Linked DNA regions of Homo sapiens: region 1 is linked to region 2. Evidence: chromatin contacts called from ENCODE Hi-C data. All regions are on one chromosome and are shown on one strand. Each heading gives the region's core, a stretch centred on a gene start or an enhancer-like site at or near the end of the contact. The rest is flanking DNA. Distances are from core to core; before and after follow the strand shown.

Region 1 (6,782 bases), core at 3,109-5,608, 160 kb before region 2:
AGACCAAGGCTTGGTTTTCTCGTGCACCCCTTTCCAGTGCCTGCCATGGTGCCACCCACACTGCCCCCACAGAGTACGTCCTTATCTTTGAGCCCTCGGTGAGCTCAGCACTTCTTCCAGACAGCCTTTCCTAACACCTCGCCCCCAGAATTTCTCCAGTTATTGTAATTGTCTCTCTGTGATCTGTATTCTTCATTGCTCATGCAAAGCCTACCACTAGTTTTCAAAAACATATACTTATTTGGTGAGTAAATAAACAAATAAATGAGGAACACACTTTTTTTTTTTTTGAGACGGAGTCTCGCTCTGTCGCCCAGGCTGGAGTGCAGTGGTGCGATCTCGGCTCACTTCAAGCTCCACCTCCCGGGTTCACACCATTCTCCTGCCTCAGCCTCCCGAGTAGCTGGGACTACAGGCACCCACCACCACACCCAGCTAATTTTTTTGTATTTTTTAATAGAGACAGGGTTTCACCGTGTTAGCCAGGATGGTCTCGATCTCCTGACCTCATGATCCACCAGCCTCGTCCTCCCAAAGTGCTGGGATTACAGGCGTGAGCCACCACGCCTGGCCAACCTTTTCTTAAAAGACAGTGATGACAGAATAGTGTCAAATTTCTCAAGGGGACCTTGTAGAATCTAAATACAAGGAGAGTTTCTCCCAAGATCCCTGGGATGCTGACAGGGCTACCACTTGCTGTGTTTAACATCCCTAGGGCTCCATTTATGAAGCACCTAATCATGATAGAACATTCAGAAACACAAAGTTGGAAGCTAGGCGTCAAGGCCGTGCAAACTCCATGAAATCAGGTGCCAGGAAGGGTTCTTAGAGAGATTTCAGAAAAGTTATTGAGGGGCAGAAGGAAGAGAATTAACATTTCTGTGCTCCCATTTGTGCCAGAAATAGAGTTTGAAGTTAAAGATGAACTTGTCCTCTAGCAGAGAGGAAGAGAGGAGTCCTGAAATCAGCCCTGAAGAACACTCGTCTTTCCCGCCCTTCCCACCCAGAAACTGCACCCAGCTCTAAATTGGAATTATCAGCCAATCCACCTACAACTATTTCCTAAGAACCTATGAGTTAAAAAAAGACCTGGACCATATCTCAACACTCTTCTTAGCAACATACAAACACATTTACATGAACATCAAAACAATACTGTAAATGAAACGCCTCTATAAAATGTTCATACAAGATTCTTGTGGTAGAAGAAGCACGGACACCAAAGAACAAAACATTTGAATGCTAGCTTCTCAGCCACGTGACCTCTGGCAGTTTACTTCACCTCACTAAACTTTATCTCTGCAATGGAAATAAAAATGCCACCCCATATGTGTCATGTGTAAGGATAAAAAGAAATGTAATGAGATTATGTATGCAAAGGTGGGCAGAAAATGCACGTGGACTGTAGAAGGTGCTGGGCTGGAAATGGGGCACAGAAAGAGAGAAGTCCGAAGGAGCCAGAGGGAGAGGTCGTCTGGCGGTGCAAGGGAGCACACTTGACATATCCATAATTGTTCATTCATCCTGTTATTCTTGTCACTCCACAAATATTCAGGGAGCATATACAAATGGGGAACAAGTCAGACACAAGGTCTGCCCTCATGGAGCTGACAGTTTAACAGGGATACAGATGCTTAAAGAAATGATGTGAATTCAGCTCAGTGCTCTGAGACACGAGGGAGAGTTGGGACATGTCATGGAGCTGACAGTTTAACAGGGATACAGATGCTTAAAGAAATGATGTGAATTCAGCTCAGTGCTCTGAGACACGAGGGAGAGTTGGGACATGGGAGTGGCTCCTCATTCAGACAGGTGGGTGTAGAGAGACTTGTTAGAGGCCAGTGACATCTCAGCTTTCAGAAGCAAGTAGAGTCATCCAGGTTGGTGGGGTGGGGAAGAGGAGATGGGATTTGAGCTTTGTAGGAAGGCTTGCATCTCAGGCCTGCGCTCCCCCAGAGAGTGAGGGAAAGAAGTGACCAGAAGACAGCCTCATAAGCCATGATCATGAGTCTGACCCACATGGTAATAATCACCATAAGGTTTCAAGTGGGAGAGTGACACACATGGTCAGATTTGCATTTCAGTAGCAGATTTGGGTGGAGCAGGGCAAGATAGCCAGGGAGACAAGTAAGGAGAGAGTTGCAGGAAATAAAGAAAGGTAGAGAGCATTGGACACTACAGAAAGCAGAATATTACTCAAAGTGCTCATGAGAGATCGGAGTTAAAGGTAGGGTGAGGAGGCAGTCAATGGTGGCCCCCAGGTGTCTGGCTGAGGCAGCTAGGTAAATGGTGGGACCATTGACTAATATGAGGTTTTGGAGAAAGATCTTGAGTTTAGCTTTGGATATATCAAGATCGGGGTTCCTGAGAGATATCCAAGTGGAGTTGTCTAAGAACAGATGAGTACGTGGACTCCAAACCAGGAAATTTTGGATTGGAGACAGAAGTTTGGCATTATGTCAGCCCCCAGATAATGAATGTTTGCTGGGCTGCTGATGACGTTCTACAGAGAGCAGGGGCAACAAGGAAGAGAGGACAGCCAGCAAAGCCCCTCTAACAGGGCAGAAGAGGATGTGTCATTACAAGAGCCTGGAAATTAGCTAGAGAGATGGGAGGGAACCCCACAGAGAGAGCAGTGTTACAGAAGCCAAGGAAAAAGAGGATATCAACAGGGTGGGGTAAATTGATTTTGCTATGATGATATCTGACTTGAGAAGTACTTATTGGATAGTCCAAAGTGGAAGTCTCAGTGACCTTGGCAAGTTTCAGTGGAGTGGTAGGAGTGGAATCCAGATTGTCAAGATGAAGGAGGAGAATGTAGGAGGTAGGAAGGAGGAGACAGCAAGTGCAGGCAAAGCTTAGGAGGCACTTACTGTAAACATTAAGATGAAAGATAGGAAAGTACCTGGAAAGAAATACCTATAGGCTGAGTTTTGGGAATGATGCTTTTTGTTTGTTGTGTAATATGGGAGAGATTTGATCATGTCTTAATACATCTAAGAAAAAGCCAATACAAGAAACGAAAAGTTTTAAAGATGTAGAAGAGAGGGAGGAAATAATAATAATAGTAGAGGCAAATCTCTGAGGAGATGGATGGAGATTGGATCCAGGAGGTATTTCACTGGGACAAGAATGAAAGAAGATGCTGTATATGTTAGAAACTCTGTCGGGTTCAGGTAACAGTACACCCTCTGGGATTGTAACTTGGAAAGTAGCTTGGACATTTGAAAGTCAAACAGTAGCTTTTTGCTACCCTTAATTAAACTGTTCAATGTTGGCAGGGCTCAGAATCAACAGCTCTGTAATTTGTTTCACCTTTGCCTCATGGTTGCAGGATGGCTGCAGCAGCTCTAAGCATCACATCCTTACATACCCCATTCATAACCAGGAACCATGTGTCCGTAAAGGGCATAATTCTCTTCATGCACTTTTCTCTTAGAAGAAAGAAAAACATTTTTCAGAAGCACTTCACAAGACTTCTTGACACATCTCATTATGTAAAATTGGGACTTAACAGTCACGCACAGACCAAGGCTGGGCCCAGTTCCCACCCAGCACACGAACAGAATCAGTGCTTCAGTGAGAAAGAAGAAAGGGGCAACTCTGGGTTAGAAATAGCCATGTCTGCCTCAAAGGTACAGATGAAGTAGGTCAGTGGGCTTGGGAGCAGAAAAAATGAATGAATTCTCTGGAAATGTCAATTTTCCCTCTAAGTTTGTCATCTGCTAAGAGTGAGAGGGAAGGGGTTGTGGGTGTGAGTTCTGATGGGAGTGAAGAGATCTAAAATAACCACAGCAGAGAAGCAGGGGGTGAACTCACTGGAAAAAAAAAAACATCAAAAATTCCAAGAAGGTCCTCCATGGGGAAAATGATTGGGGAAGAAATTACAGACCAAAGGAAAAAAGAAAGGAAGGGAAGATCCACTAAAGGACAGCTCTGCCCCAAGTGGCCATGTACACCAGGGTTTCCCTGCCTCGCACTGTTGGCATTCTGGGCTGATTAATTACTTGTTGCAGGGCTGTCCTGGGCACTGTAGCATGTTGGCAGCATCCCTTGCCTCTACCCACTAGATGCCAGTAGCAAACCCCACTTCCAATCCTGACTACCAAAAATGTCTCCAGGCATTGCCCAGTACCCCATGGTGGGAGGAGGCAAAATCATCCCAGTTGAAAACCACCTATGTACACTATCTTATTTAGTCCTTCAGAGCAGAGATGGTGTTTCTGTTTTTGAGGATGAGGTTAAAAGCCCAAGGACACATAGCTGAGAAGAAATGGAACCGGAATTGAAGCCGGCTCTGCCAGAGACTGCATTCTTCCCTCTGACCCTGAGCTCCACAGCCTGCAGTGCACCACCGGCACCAAACAGGAAGTCACACCCATGGGCCGGCCTCTGCCTTGCCACTGGGGCTCTACACCCCATAGAGTAACTTTGAGGAGTAATCTGTTTTTTCCCGGAGAGAATTAGAGAACTCATAAAAATTAAATCTTTACAAGAGCTCTATCTCCTCCTTTCAAGGAAGTCAATCACTTGGGTTAAAAAAGAAAAAGAAAAAGAAAAAAAAATGTGGCAACATTTTCCCAAGGACTTAGGGCAGAAAACCACCATCCAGAAAGGAAAATCTTTGAAGTTGGAATGTGCTCTAGGCTGCCTCTTTAAATGAAAAATGTTATATGCCTGGGAAACATTATATATGCCAAAGCAATACGAGGGCCTCACGGTAATAATGATAGCACCAACTCCATGCTTTCATCCCTGAGACTCTGTGAAGGGCCTTAAAAATGAAATTTTATACAAGTGCACACACACACACACACAATATTTGGAAAATTCACACATATATCACTTTGCCCACCTCTCCAATGAAGGTGGAATGTGGTGGCAGATGTTTCACAGCTGCCCGGCAACCACCCTCCAACAGTTTAGGACAGGAAGCTAAGGACACCCGATCCAAAAGGAATTGCAGGGAGAGGTCAGGGAGGTAAAAGTTAATCCTGAGAATTGGGATTCTGCCAAAGCTTGGGATACCCTCCACGCCATTGCCTCATCCTTTATTCTAAGAGACTGAATGAATCAAGTGACAGGCATCTATCTGCATGTGAGAGGCCATGCCCTCCCCATGAAGAGAGTTGGAACTAGGAAAGATCCTTACATTTGAGGAATACATACTATACATACAGCCTGCAGCCCAGCCTGAGAAAGCCAAGCCTATAGATTTGGCATCTAGGCCAGTTACATATCTTTACTCTGCTGAATAGCCATAGACAGAGTCCCTATTGCATAGATGGCTGCCCTTGCCTCTACCCTTTCATAAAAGATAAATCATTTCATAAAGAATGCCTCACTGCCTGGGTGCAGTGGCTCACAACTGTAATCCCAGAACTTTGTGGGGCCCAGGCAGATGGATCACCTGAGGTCAGGGGTTCAAGACCAGCCAACATGGTAAAACCCCATCTCTACTAAAAATACAAAAATTAGCTGGGCATGGTGGCATGCGCCTGTAATCCCAGCTTCTTGGGAGGCTGGGGCACAAGAATCACTTGAACCAGGAAGGTGGAGGTTACAGTTAGCCAGTGATCTGAAATCGGGCCCCTGCCCTCCAGCCTGGGCAACAGCAACACAGTGAGACTTCATCTAAAAAAAAATAAAAATAAAAATAAATAAAAAATAAAAAGAAGGCCTCACTGATGTGTGTGGATGGTAGAGGAGGAAGAGGGGACAAGGGGTGGTATCTTGTTTAACTAGGTCAGGCAGTGCATTTATAACCACAGAGTGAGGGGAAAGAAATGAATAACTGCAGAGCCCCAGCTCATGCCAGGGCCTGGGCTAGGAGCTTTACCTGTTGTCGTGTCATTAATCTTTCTGGGTTTCACTATCTGAACTTTGCAAATAAAGAAACTGAGTCCTGGAGAGGTTACGTAAGTTGGGGTCATACTCCCCAAGAGCCAGGATTCAAGCTCAGGTCAGCCAACCCCAAAGTGAACATGCTTGTGTTACCACCATATCTGGACATCGAGTATGCTAGCGCCCCAGAAATCTCCTCCGTGCTCTCTCCAAGTCATTACGCACCCACCCCTTACCTCCAGGTAACCACTGTTCTTCCTTCTATTGCTAAAGTTTAAATTTTGCATGTTTTTGAACAACATATAAATGGAGTCACATAGTATGTATTCTTTGGCATCTGATTTCTTCAGCTCAATAATTTATGAGATCCATTCATGTTTTTGTGCCTAATAGTAACTTGCTCATTCCCATTGCTATATAGGATTCTACTGGGTGAGTGTATTACAATTTATGTATCCATTCTATTATTTATGAACATTTGAGGAATATTCCATTTAGGAATATTATGAATACTACTGCTACAAACATTATTTTGTTTTGCTGTTTTTTTGAGACGGAGTCTCACTCAGTCACCAAGGCTGGCATGCAATGGTGCAATCACGGCTCACCACAACCTCCTGGGCTCAGGAGATTTTCCCTCCTCTGCCTCCCAAAGTGCTGGGATTACAGGTGTGAGCCATCATGCCCAGCTGAACATTCTTAACATCTAATGGGTGGCCACACACTTGAATATGTATACCTAGAGATAAAATTGCTGAATCATTAAGAAACATAATTGCTCATTTTTACTAGGTAATGCCAGTCTTCCAAAACGTTGTATTAACATTCCCACCAACAATGTGTAAAAGTTTCATCTGCTCCACAACTTCCAAAAATTGGTATTTTGAGTTTCTTTATAATTTTAGCTATTCTAATGGCTGTGTTGCTATGTCACTGTT
Region 2 (6,057 bases), core at 2,093-4,592:
TAACAGGAAGCTCTTTACTATGTGTATTAGGCCATTCTCCCATTGCTATAAAGAAATACCTGAGACTGGGTAATTTATAAAGAAGAGGTTTAATTAACTCACAGTTCTACAGGCTTTACAGAAAGCATGGCGCCGGCATCTGCTTGGCTTCTGGGGAGGCTTTAGGAAGATTACAATCATGGTGGAAGGTGAAAGGAGAGCAGGCATGTCACATGGTGAAAGCAAGAGCTAGAGAGGATAAGTGCCACACTTTTAAACAGCCAGATCTCGTGATGAGTGACTCAGTGTCAGGAAGACAGCACCAAGAGGATGTTGCTAAACCATTCACAAAAAATCCACCCCAACGAGCCAATCACCTCCCACCAGGCCCCACCTCCAACACTGGCTATTACATTTTGACATGAGATCTGGGTGGGACAAATATCCAAACTATATCACTATGGTACCTCTTTACCCACGAACTGGAAAGTATTTGTGAGGCTCCAAAGAGGAACATCACACAACTCTGTACTCAGTGTACAGAAGAGAGACAGAATGACTGATTTCTAGTCCTCAGATATCACACTTGGGAGACACAATTTGTGAGGGTGCCTGGAGTGAAGGGAAAGGGAGAGAGATGGATTGATCTGAGAGATTCCTCACAAGCCTCCTTGTCTGCATTGGCTGTTAAAGGTCTTCTTCAAGACTGTGAAGGGTTTCTGCTCTCAAATATGGGCTGCTTAAACTTTCTTTTTCTTTTTTAAGAGACAGTGTCTTGCTATATTGCCCAGGCTTAAGTGCAGTGGCTATTCATGGTCATGATCCCACTACTGATCAGCACAGAAGTTTTAACCTGCTCTGTTTCTGACCTGGGCCAGTTCACCACTCCTTAGGCAACCTTGCTCCCTGGAGGTCACTGTATTGATACCAAACTTAGTGCAGATCTCTGATTGGCATAGCTTACTAAAGCCCAGAACTCCTGGGCTCAAGCGATTTTCCTGCCTCAGCCTCCCGAGTTGCTGGGACATAAGCAGGTGCCACCTAGCCCTGTTCAAACTTTCTTGACGATATTATGGCTGTTTTGCTGAGATTTTTTTTTTTAAGCATGCCCCATGCCCCTCAACTCTGTTACTGTCACTCTACACCTGTTGTAACATAGGACAGTTTCTTTTTTTTTTTTTAGACAGAGTTTCACTCTTGTTGCCCAGGCTGGAGTGCAGTGGCACAATCTCAGCTCACCGCAACCTCCGCCTTCCCAGTTCAAGTGATTCTCCTGCCTCAGCCTACCAAGTAGCTGGGATTACAGGCATGCGCTGCCACGCCCGGCTAATTTTGTATTTTTAGTAGAGACGGCATTTCTCCATGTTGGTCAGGCTGGTCTCGAACTCCCAATCTCAGGTGATCCACCCGCCTCGGCCTCTCAAAGTGCTGGGATTACAGACATGAGCCACCGCGCTCGGGAAGGACAGTTTCTTACTGAGGAAGTTAGCTACTCATGCTTATTTAAAACATTGCAAAAGCATTATAACAGGGAACTCAGGGTGTGGCCTGAGTCCTGTTATTCTCCAGGCTGCTATTATATACAGCTGTTTAGGCTTGCCTGCTATGTGAGATCTTACTACCTGTTCCTAGGCATCAGTACCTGTCTGGTCACTCAACAGTGGCCACAAATTATTATCACTCTCCATTCCCCATCAACCTATACCATTTCAGTGAATGACAGTTTTAAAACTACAAAAACAACACATTTGGGAAGTTATGAGAGTAGAAATTGAAGTTTATTGGCTTCACAAAGGATAAGAGCAAGATATACCACACAGGAGGGTTCCCATCTCAATACCTTAACTTGCATATTCAGATTATTCAAATTATTGGGGACCAGGGTTTGGGGATCGTGCACAGCTTTGAGTAATATTTGCTAGTTATATTTAAGAACAAAATGGCATCCTTAGGGCAGTTCCAACTATTTGTGAGCTCTGGCTCCAGACAAACCTCTGTCTGTCAGGATGAACTCCAGGAGGAGTACAAAAGGTGCAAAAATAAAATAAAATAGAAAACATCATATATATATACACGTATATATATACACACATATATACACGTATATATATATACACACATATATATATATACACGTATATATATATAGTTTTTAGACAGGGTCTTGCTCTGTCACCCAAGCAGGAGTGCAGTGGTGTTATCATAGCTCACTGCAACCTCAACCTTCCTGGCTCAAGCAATTCTCCCACCTCAGCCTACCGGCTAGCTGGGACCACTGGCACCGGGCTAATTTTCTTATTTTTTGTAGAGATGGAGGTCTCACTATGTTGCCCAGGTTGGTCTCCAACTCCTAGGTTCAAGTGATACTCCCGCCTCGACCCCCAAAGTGCTGGGATTACAGGCATGTGCCACCGCGCCTGCCTACTCTTTTAAAGACGCTAGGGATGCAAAGAAGAGACGAAAGCAAACACGAAACCTTTTTGATCTCAAGGAACTAAAGGTCTGAGTCTGACACTTCCCATCCCACACACATATACAGAGGGAAGGATCTCTTCTCCAGCAAAAGTTTTCACGAAAGTCATCTCTTTCCTCATTGCTTAAAAGAAACAAAAAGCCAAGAAGCCGTTATGGAGCGGGTGTGGGGGCCTGTGACCTTTTGTCTAGTTGCCATCCTCCGGGACCAACAAGGGGTACATCAAATAAGGGACGCGGCGGCTCAAATGACATGAACATAGGAGTCCGCATTCTCTGAGATGTCATTCCTCCAGGAAGACCCAGGAACCGTGAATAGGGCGGGGTGGTGGGCAATATCTGAAGCGAGGTTTCCTGGGAACGCGATGCCACTGGCCAGGACGCTGGAGAGGGCAGCGGGCTTGAAGAATCCCTTCTCAAGGGGTCCGTTCCTGGGTCGTATATGGAGAAGTCTGTCCAAGCGTGTGTCTGTAAGGTCTAGAGCCGGGCGTGCATTCAGAATCCTCAAGCTCATCTGTACTTGGACTCTGACCCTGAAGCGAGGCGGTTTCCGAAGTCTGATTCACCGAGGGGACAGGACCTATTTGGGGCATCCGATGGCAGCGAGAAGAGAAGGGAGCCGAAATGCAAAATATTCTCAAGATGCAGGAGGAACCCCTCTCAAAGAGCGCCACGGAGAAAACTTCAGAGTACGGGCGCGATGATCCAGCACAACGCCAGGACCTGCAGCCCAGCCCACCTCTCCCCGGGCTGCTGTGGCGCAGGCGCAGTGGCGCCGCGCTCCGGCCCCAGCGCGCATGCTCTGCCCGGCTGCGGCGCTTCGGGCAGGCGGCGGCGGCGGCGGCGGCGGCGGCAGAGGGAGTTTCCGCTTTGTACTCCACCCCGGTAGCAGCTCCGCGGCAGGGACAGCTTCCTCCGGACGCTTGGCGGGCTTCGCTCTCGCCTTACGACAGCCCGGTCGGATCATGGGGTTGCCCAGGGGGCCGGAGGGCCAGGGTCTCCCGGAGGTAAGAACGCCTCCTCCTTCCCTGACACGTCGGGGTTCCTGAAGAGAGGGCCGAGCCGCGGGGCGGCGGGCTGAGCGGGCCCTGGGTGCGTTAGGGGCGCCCCGCCCCCTTCCTCAGGCGTATCCACCTCAGGGAAGCGCCGACCCTCTTCTTGGAGGCGGGGAGCAGGTACCCCTGCATGGGCAGGGGGCGGCGGGCGGGTGAGGACAAACTTAAGCCGCTCCCGGGTCTCTTGGGGCGCAGGTGGCCTTCCTAGCCCGACACCTGCTCTGACGCAGCCCCACGCGCCGCGGGGTCCTGGGCTCCCACCTTTCTCCCTGTCCGGGACGGGCTCCCCCACCCCGCGCCGCAGGGCTAGCCCCGAGGGCCGAGGCTGCTGGGCGCTGGAGTCACGAGACCGCTCTCCGAGGCGGTTCGGGCTCGGGTGGTGACCTTGGGACGTCTACCGCCACCCCGCAGAGTCCCGGCGGCCCGCCCCACCCGCCTTGCTGTCGGGAGGGAATGCCACCCTCCTTGCGTGGACCCGGGCCGGGGCGGCGGGAGGAAGTTTGGGAGACTTGCGCGCACCAGGGAGGTGTCCCGCTGGGTCAGCGCGCCGGGGCGTTCGGGGTGGGACGCACTCCAGGGGTGCTGTGTGGCGGGGGACCCGGCTCTGGGCGGAAAGGCTGCGGCTTCTCCAGAAGAGGGCGGGGTTCTTTTCCAAAGGTGTTTGTTAAGTACTCACTTAGTGCTAGGGAGGGGGTCATGAGTGGTTTGCGGATTTCCACGTTTGCTGGGAATACAGGGAAAGTGTATTCATTTTCTTTTGGCTGCAAATACCACTTAGCATCTCATAGGTAGTTTGCATCTGTCGTCCCTTTCAGTTGATTTTACTCAAAGGCTAGTCTAGTTTACTGGATTCTGGAGAGAAATGGAAGCCACGCCGCACCTCTGCCTTTTTCCTAAGGTTCTGGAGCAGGCATTGGGCAGGGTGACTGCTTGCTTGACGTGGTGAGTCGTCCCTTCACACTTACCTGCCAGTGACCAATGTTACTCCTCTGCATTCCTCCCAAATCCTCAGTTCTTTCATATCACAAGTATCCACTAATTGAGGGATCACTGTGTTCTGTGTCCAGAAGCTGGGAATATATATAGTCTGAAAGGACAGATTTGTTTGTCAGTGTGTGCTCCCCGAATGCAAGTCCATTTTGTTGTCTTAAGAAAACCTGACAAGCATAATGTTGTCAGAACCCCTGTATTAGGTAAAATCTTACATGCACGTTGCCTGGGATGGGACCCAGGATAGTGAACAATAGGATTTGTACTGTGACATTTGAAGTTTTCTTTTTTGCCACTTCTGTATTCTAGGCTCTCATCAAGTTTTTGCCTGGCCTTTTGCTGTAGACTTCTGTCTGGTCTCCCACGTTCTACTTTAAATCCGTCCAACCCAATATTCCACAGTACTATCAGTGGAGGTCTTTCTGGGGGGAAAATAAATAAATTAATTAATGAAGAGCAACCTGCTGCTGTATGTCCTTCGTTTAAACTTTCACTGACTGCTAAGAGGCCACACTCACCAGGTCAAGCAATAACTTATCATCATTTAGTTCAGAAGCTAGTAAATATAAATATGGATAGTCTGTGTTATTAGGATGTCACTAGACCAGTTAATTCATTAAATTCATTCTTTTTTTTTTTTTTGAGACAGAGTCTCACTCTGTCACCGAGGCTGGAGTGCAATGGCGTGAGCTCGGTTCATTGCAACCTCTGCCTCCCAGGTTCAAGCAATTCTTATGCCTCAGGCTTCCCAGTAGCTGGGATTGCAGATGTGAGCCACTGCCCTGCCCGAATTCATTCTTTTTAACCCTTTACAAAGATAGCTAGACTTGGCCTGCCTTCCAGCTTACAACAACTATAGTGGACGGAAATTGAAAGTTTATTGGGCTTTGTGTAAGAGCTCATTGTTGTTTGTCTTTGTCAGAAATTTAGCTTCAACAACTGGATGTATTAACCAGCCTGGTGGATTTTTATTGCTTCAAGAGAGGGTCTTTCATTCCCAGCAGATCAGACAGTGGCCCTTTTCCATTTGATTTCAGTGTTAATCTGCTAAGTGAATTTGGAGTCATACATTCCCATTTAGTGTCTTGTGCCAAAATTACTTCACAAGTTATATTGCAAAAGTAAACTTCTCCATGCTAGGGGTGAGTGGATGGAAGCCTGGGCCCTGCATCTGTGGTGGGGTGGCCAGTGGGTGTCCATTAGATAGGTGTTGAGGCAGTGATGATCCTATTTTTTTTTGGTTTTTTTTGTCTTCTTCTCATGTTTTCATAATAAATGATTGAACAAATGAAGTGTTCCTGTTTTACACCCCAGAAGTTTTAAGAAAGTACTTATATTATCTCATTTTCTTTTTCTGCTGACTTGAACTACAACTACTCTTTAGCTTCTCTTTTCTTAGAGTGTTTTCACTTGTAGACGTTTCTCAACCATCCCAGATTTTTTGCAGAAGGGAGAGAAGGTGTGAATTATTTATATTACTTAAGAAAATTTTTATGTCCACTAGGAACTAGTGAATGCTGATCTTCAGGATCCTTAATGGACTGGACCAGGGTCATTTCAG

What was found. Hi-C counts contacts between places; a loop is a spot of excess contacts on that map. Pooled maps may share reads with other maps.
Region 1: a pooled map shows a loop between it and region 2 (2.2-fold over the local background). The contact joins the enhancer-like site here to the promoter of CCDC93 in region 2. A Hi-C loop is called at or near these places in 4 of 50 pooled maps.

Annotation. Positions count from the first base shown.
Region 1 is chr2:118,167,052-118,173,833 of GRCh38, reverse strand. No RefSeq gene overlaps it. Among named protein-coding and RNA genes, the nearest start is that of THORLNC, 16 kb to the left of the region's middle. RefSeq lists an enhancer at 4,346-4,395. Within about 2 kb of position 4,358, at least 3 of the 41 ENCODE cell types and tissues checked have a DNase peak (open chromatin) inside an H3K27ac peak, as active enhancers do.
Region 2 is chr2:118,011,355-118,017,411 of GRCh38, reverse strand. CCDC93 (CCC complex scaffolding subunit CCDC93) reads left to right here and starts at 3,342. Exons shown (of 24, transcript NM_019044.5): 1 at 3,342-3,458. The coding sequence starts at 3,417. It also overlaps the pseudogene RN7SL111P. RefSeq lists silencers at 3,135-3,334, 3,805-3,854.